Linked DNA regions of Homo sapiens: region 2 is linked to region 1. Evidence: read pairs that join two places in POLR2A ChIA-PET (ENCODE). Cell type or tissue: GM12878. All regions are shown on one strand. Links, peaks and the distances in the headings refer to the core of each region. The heading gives the core; the rest is flanking DNA. Region 1 overlaps CCDC12 (coiled-coil domain containing 12). Region 2 has its middle 69 kb from the start of MAP4.

Region 1 (2,907 bases), core at 162-2,661:
CTGCAGCCTTGAACGCCTGGCTCAAGCAATCCTCTTGCCTTAGCCTCCGAAGTAGCTGGGATTACAGACACAAGCCATTGTATTTACCCTTTCTGAGGCATTTTATTTTTTCCCTGCAATTCCATGTTTCCGTCTGAGATCATTTTCCTCTAGCCTAAAGTATTCCTTTTAGTATTTCTTGAATAACGGATTCACTGATAACTGATTCTCCTAACCTTTCTTTGTCTGAAAAAGTCTTTCTCTTGAAGGCTTCTTAACTAGATTTAGAATTTTGTGTGACATTTATTTTGTCCACACTTCTGAGATACCATTTCATGGTCTTATGGTTTCCATAGTTGCAGTTGAGAAGTCAGTAGTCTGTTTTAGTTTCTGCTTAAACACACTTTTTTTTTTCTCTCCAGGCCCATGAGATTATATGAGGTTGGTGCAAAAGTAATTGTGGTTTCTGCCACTATGTTCAATGGCAAAAACCACAGTTATTTTTGCATCAACCTAATGGGAAGCTCTGCTCAGTCTCTCAGCTTTTCAGCTGCTGCATGTAAATAGACATGCTTTAAGGGGAAAGAGGGACGTGATGTCAGGCTCACTTTGTTGTACTTCCCTTATCTCCATGATTGCAGCCCCTGAAATCCTTGCTGTCTTGGTACTTCTCTAAAGCCATTTAAAATACATATATATACATTTTTTTTTTTTGAGACAGTCTGCAGCCTAGGCTGGAGTGCAGTGGTGCGATCTCAGCTCACTGCAACCTCTGCCTCCTCAGTTCAAGCGATTCTCCTGCTTCAGCCTCCTGAATAGCTGAGATTACAGGCATGTGGCACCATACCCACCTAATTTTTGTATTTTTAGTAGAGACCGGGTTTCGCCCTGTTGGCCAGGCTGGGCTCAAACTCCTGACCTAAAGTGATCCACCTGCTTTTATAAGGGAGGTTAAATCTTGGGCCTGTGTTGGAAAGGCCAGGTCCCCAAGCTGAACCCCCCCATGCTCCTTGACCTCTCCCAGAGACTCCTGTCCTTTGGTAGTGGTGGAATTCCGGGGGTGGGCAGTTAAGTGGGCATTAGGGAGGGGAAGTCTCTTAGCTCTCCACGCTAAGGGGACTGGAGGTCAGAGACTGCACCATTTTCACGCGATCACACAACAGTGGCTGCACATCAGATTAACCCTCCAAGAGTGAGTCTGGGGAGGGCGTGGACCCAGCTTGATAGAGCTGGATGCACCCAGCACAGCCGTAATGTTTCTAAATGTGGAAACTGAGGCCCAGAATGAGACCTTCCCATGGTGGTCGGGATCTAGATGTTCTTGGCTGCTTGGCCAGTGCTCCGCTCTGGGGGTGGCAGGGCACAGTGGGCGCAAGGCTCTGCTCCCGCCTCTTGCTTCTGGTTCACTCCTCCAGTTGGCCTTCTGAAGCCTCGGGCAGTGGGTGGGTCTGGAGGCATGGGTGCGTGTTGCTGCTGTGAGTTCTGGGTACAGTTCCCTGTGGCCTCTCCTCTCTCCTTCTGATTTCTCACAGAACCCTGGAGACCGTTTCTGAAAGCGACAGTTTTTTTTCTTACTAATCCCTGCAGTTTTCTTCCCACACCCAGTTTCTCTTCCTCATTTCTCCCCACCCTGTTGTGAACGAAAGCCTTTGCACCCAGTCATGCCCCACTTTGTCTCCCTGTACCTCTGTGACCTGACATGTACCTCCAGGCCCGAGGCAGGTGTTCAAGGATGGGGGACGGGGTGGGGTATCTCTGGGCCTTCTGGGAGTGCAGGTGGGCTTCCTCCACACAGGCTATGCTGGTACTGCCCCATCGCCCGCAGTGGTTCAGCCCAGCCCCAAGGCTCCAGGCTCAGGGGCCCTGGCAGGAAGGAAGGAGATGGTAAGTAAGCTGGGGGCAGGAAGCAGGTGGAGCCCTTAAATAGGAGAGTGAATAGCATCTGAAAGCCCCTGAGTCCAAAGCACTGCCGCTTGCTAGCTGTGTAGCCACAGACACCCCTGCCTCTGGGAAAGCTTGCTTTTGCAGGGCCTGAGGAAGTCAGCAGCACTTTTACCTGGTCCAGACAGAGGGCTTGGGAGATGGCAGACTGTGGGAGGCCTGTTGGGAAATTGTTTCCTGCCTTAGAGGCCCAGGACTTTTCTGAGGGACCACTGGTCAAGAACCGAAAGAGGTACTGGGGAAGGAGGAGGACCTGCGGCCTAGTCTCACCTGGCCAGCATCTGAGGGGCCACTCCTGCATCCCCTGGGGCTAGGGGTCTGTCCCACTGCCTCTGCCTTGCCTTTCTTAGACCCTGCAGCCCCCAGGACCTCTCGCCCTGCCGCCCTGTGGAGTTACCAGGGACACATTTTCCTGGGAGCCTGCTTCTGTGTGTGTGGGGCTAGGATTTGATGAGCCCCTGAGCCAGAGAGGACCCCAGTGAGTTCTTGGTTCAGCCACCCCTGCCTGAAAAGACTGAGGCAGGAAGAACATAAAAACATAGTAGCTAGCCGCAGCTCCTGCCGGGAGATTCTGGCCCCTTGTGGCTCCTCTCTCTTCATGGAGGCCTTTGGGGCTGTTCAGTTCTCACTGCTGTCCTGGTGGACTGTGGCCTTCCCAGCCTTGCACATGGTCATGCCTATTTTCACAGCCCTCACTGGCCACTCTCAACAGTCTTGGAGCTGAGTCAGCCTCTCGTGTGCTTTGTGCCTTGACCCTGTCCGCGTCATTGCAGGCCCAGGCGCCACCTCCTCCTGGAGTGTCTCCCCTCCACATTCCCACAGCTGTAGGCAGCCACGCCCCTCTGGAGCCCTCCAGCACCTGCTTCTCTGTCCACATGTCACTCCTCACTGCCACATGCCCCTGGCCCAGCACACCCAGATGCTTTTCTCTAAGTAGTTGAGGCGTATTCCATGGCATGAGCCCCAGGGCAGGAAGGCTCTGAAGAG
Region 2 (2,907 bases), core at 161-2,660, 1.2 Mb before region 1:
TCAAGTGATCCGCCTGCTTTGGCCTCCCAAAGTGCCCTGGGATTACAGGTGCAAGCCACCATGCCCGGCCATTTATTTTTATTTTATTCTATTTTATTTTTTAAGATGGAGTCTCGCTGTGTCATCCAGGCTGGAGTGCAGTGGCATGATCTTGGCTCACTGCAACCTCTGCCTCCCAGGTTCAAGTGATTCTCCTGCCTCAGCTTCCTGATAGCTGGGATTATAGGCACCCACCACCACACCTGGCTAATTTGTGTGTGTGTGTGTGTGTGAGTGTGTGTATATACGTGCACACACATACATATATACATACACATATACATATATATACACACATACATACATATACACACACATATATATATATTTTTTTGAGATGGAGTCTTACTCTGTTGCCCAGGCTGGAGTGCAGTGGCACGATCTCAGCTCACTGCAACCTTCGCCTCCTGGGTTCAAGTGATTCTCCTGCCTCAGCCTCCCTAGTGGCTGGAACTACAGGCACGTGCCACCACGCCTGGCTAATTTTTTGTATTTTTAGTAGAGACAGGGTTTCACTGTGTTAGGGTGGTCTCTATCTCCTGACCTCGTGTTCCGCCTGCCTCGGCCTCCCAAAGTCCTGGGATTACAGGCGTGAGCCACCGCGCCTGGCTAATTTTTGAATTTTTAGTAAAGATGGGGTTTCACCATGTTGGCCAGGCTGGTCTTGAACTCCTGACCTCAGATGATCCACCTACCTCGGCCTCCCAGAGTGTTGGGATTACAGGCATGAGCCATCACGCCTGGCCTTACGGGTATTTTAATCAAGGAACAAAAGTCTAGTGAGTCTCCCTTTCCCCAGTGTAAAAACACATACAGTGCTGGAGGATGTCTTAACACATTTTCCTACTCTGTCTCACTTGTTTTTTAAGTAGTCTCTTCAAATATTTGTCATTCCAGCATCCCTTTGTTAAAATTTTCAAATTTACAAATACATTTATATTACCTATTAAAAAGTCATTTTCCATTGTTTGCTGACAGTGAAGGAAGCACCTGGATTTTCTTATATATAGGCGGCTTAGCTTTAGTCAGAGAGTAGATTCTTCCTAATCTCATAGTGTCTTGTTCTTCCTAATCTCATAGTGTCTTGTTCTTTCCTAATCTTGTTTCTGAATTTGGTGATCAATCCTTTGGCTCTGTAAACTTTTGCTCTTGACAGTTTTTGGAATCACTTTGCTTTTTTTTTTTTTTTTTTTTAAAGATTAAGCGTGAGTAGTTGCTATGTAGCTTTTAGATTTCCTTAAGATGTGAGAAAATCTGAGAGGAACATTTTGACCCAGTGGAAGGCATCTTGGCAGTTCATGTATATAGTCAATTTGAAAAGGAAACCAAGTAAGTATCAGTGATTTCACTTTGTCTTTCTAAACAGCACTTTTAGAACCAGGTTATTGTAGACTTATTGCTAGGAGTGAGTGGGTTGAGAACAATTAAGGTTAAGAAGGGGGATTGTAGGGCTGGGTGGCTCATGCCTGTAATTCCAGCACTTTGGGAGCCTGAGGCGGAGGATTGCTTGAGGCCAGAAGTTTGATACCAGCCTGGATAACATAGTGAGACCCTGTCTCCATTAAAAAAAAAACAAAAACAACTTAGTCGGTCCCCAGATAATTTTAGTGTACAGCAAAACAACAAAAACAACAACAACAAACTTAGCTAGGTGTGGTGGCATGTGTCTATAGTCCCAGCTACTCTGGAGGCTGGGGTGGGAGGATCACTGGAGCCCAGGAGTTCAAGGCTCCAGTGATATGATTGTGCCACTGCACTTCAGCCTTGCTGAAAGAGCCAGACCTGCTCACCCCTGCAAAAAAAAAAAAAAGGGGTAATAAAGCACACTGATACATATAGGGGATCATATTCATCATACTCATCTACCATTTTAGAGCTCCTAGGCCAGTCTTTAAATGCAGACCTTATGGTGAACTATTTTGGATGTCATTAACATTTTAAGGTTGAAAGTCAACACAATTACTTTCGTGATTCTTTTTCCTTTTTTTTTTTTTTTTTTAGAGATGAGATCATGTTCTGTCAGCAGTGGGGGAGATCATAGCTCACTGCAGCCTTGAACTTCTGGCCTCAAGTGATCCTCCTGCCTCAGCCTCCCCAGTAGTTCAGACTGTGTATGTGCACCATCACACCTGGCTAACTTTTGTGATTCTTGTTCTTATTCTTTTTTTTTTTTTTTTGAGACTGAGTCTCGCTGTATTCCCAGGCTGGAGTACAGTGGCGCGATCTCAGCTCACCACAACCTCCACCTCCCGGGTTCAAGCAATTCTCCTGCCTCAGCCTCCTGAGTAGCTGGGATTACAGGCACTCCCGCTGCGACCAGCTATTGTGATTATTTATAGGTTAAAAAAGTTAATCTTCTTGGCTTGGGCATGATGGCTCATGCCTGTAATCCCAGCACTTTGGGAGGCCGAGGCAGGGGGATCACTTGAGGTCAGGAGTTCGAGACCAGCCTGGCCAACATGGTGAAACCCTGTCTCTACTAAAATACAAAAATTAGCTGGCATGGTGGCAAGCGCCTGTAATCCCAGCTACTCGCGAGGCTGAGACAGGAGAATCACTTGAATCTGGGAGGCACAGGTTGCAGGGAGCCAAGATCACGCCACTGCACTCCAGCCTGGGCAACAAGAGTGGAACTCCATCTCAAAAAAAAAAAGTTAATCTTACTGTAAACTAATATTTTATTAGTTTGCATATATTTAAATATGTTTAAAAATTTATTTATGCTGGGTGCGGTGGCTCATGCCTGTAATCCCAGCACTTTGGGAGGCTGAGGTGGGCAGATCAAGAGGTCAGGAGTTCGAGACCAGCCTGGCCAACATGGTAAAAACCCCGTCTCTACTAAAAATACAAAAATTAGCTGGGCCTGGT

The links. ChIA-PET counts read pairs that join two places held together with the same protein. Peaks named below come from ENCODE experiments on the same cell type or tissue, not always from the same donor. Only the 100,000 strongest peaks of a DNase experiment are listed, where the experiment ranks them.
Region 2: POLR2A ChIA-PET joins it to region 1 with 7 read pairs; 1 of 35 experiments calls an interaction of 5 or more read pairs at or near these places.

What each region holds. Positions count from the first base shown.
Region 1 is chr3:46,926,027-46,928,933 of GRCh38, reverse strand. The region is part of intron 2 of CCDC12 (coiled-coil domain containing 12); the gene reads left to right. Among named protein-coding and RNA genes, the nearest start is that of CCDC12, 49 kb to the left of the region's middle. RefSeq lists an enhancer at 1,329-1,708. In GM12878, for the core only: no CTCF peak of the experiment used is centred there; DNase peaks (open chromatin) are centred at 473 and 1,523; H3K4me3 peaks cover 1,652 bases; H3K27ac peaks cover 2,500 bases.
Region 2 is chr3:48,083,518-48,086,424 of GRCh38, reverse strand. It overlaps a transcript of MAP4 not described here. Among named protein-coding and RNA genes, the nearest start is that of MAP4, 69 kb to the right of the region's middle. In GM12878, for the core only: no CTCF peak of the experiment used is centred there; a DNase peak (open chromatin) is centred at 1,319; H3K4me3 peaks cover 1,273 bases; H3K27ac peaks cover 1,168 bases.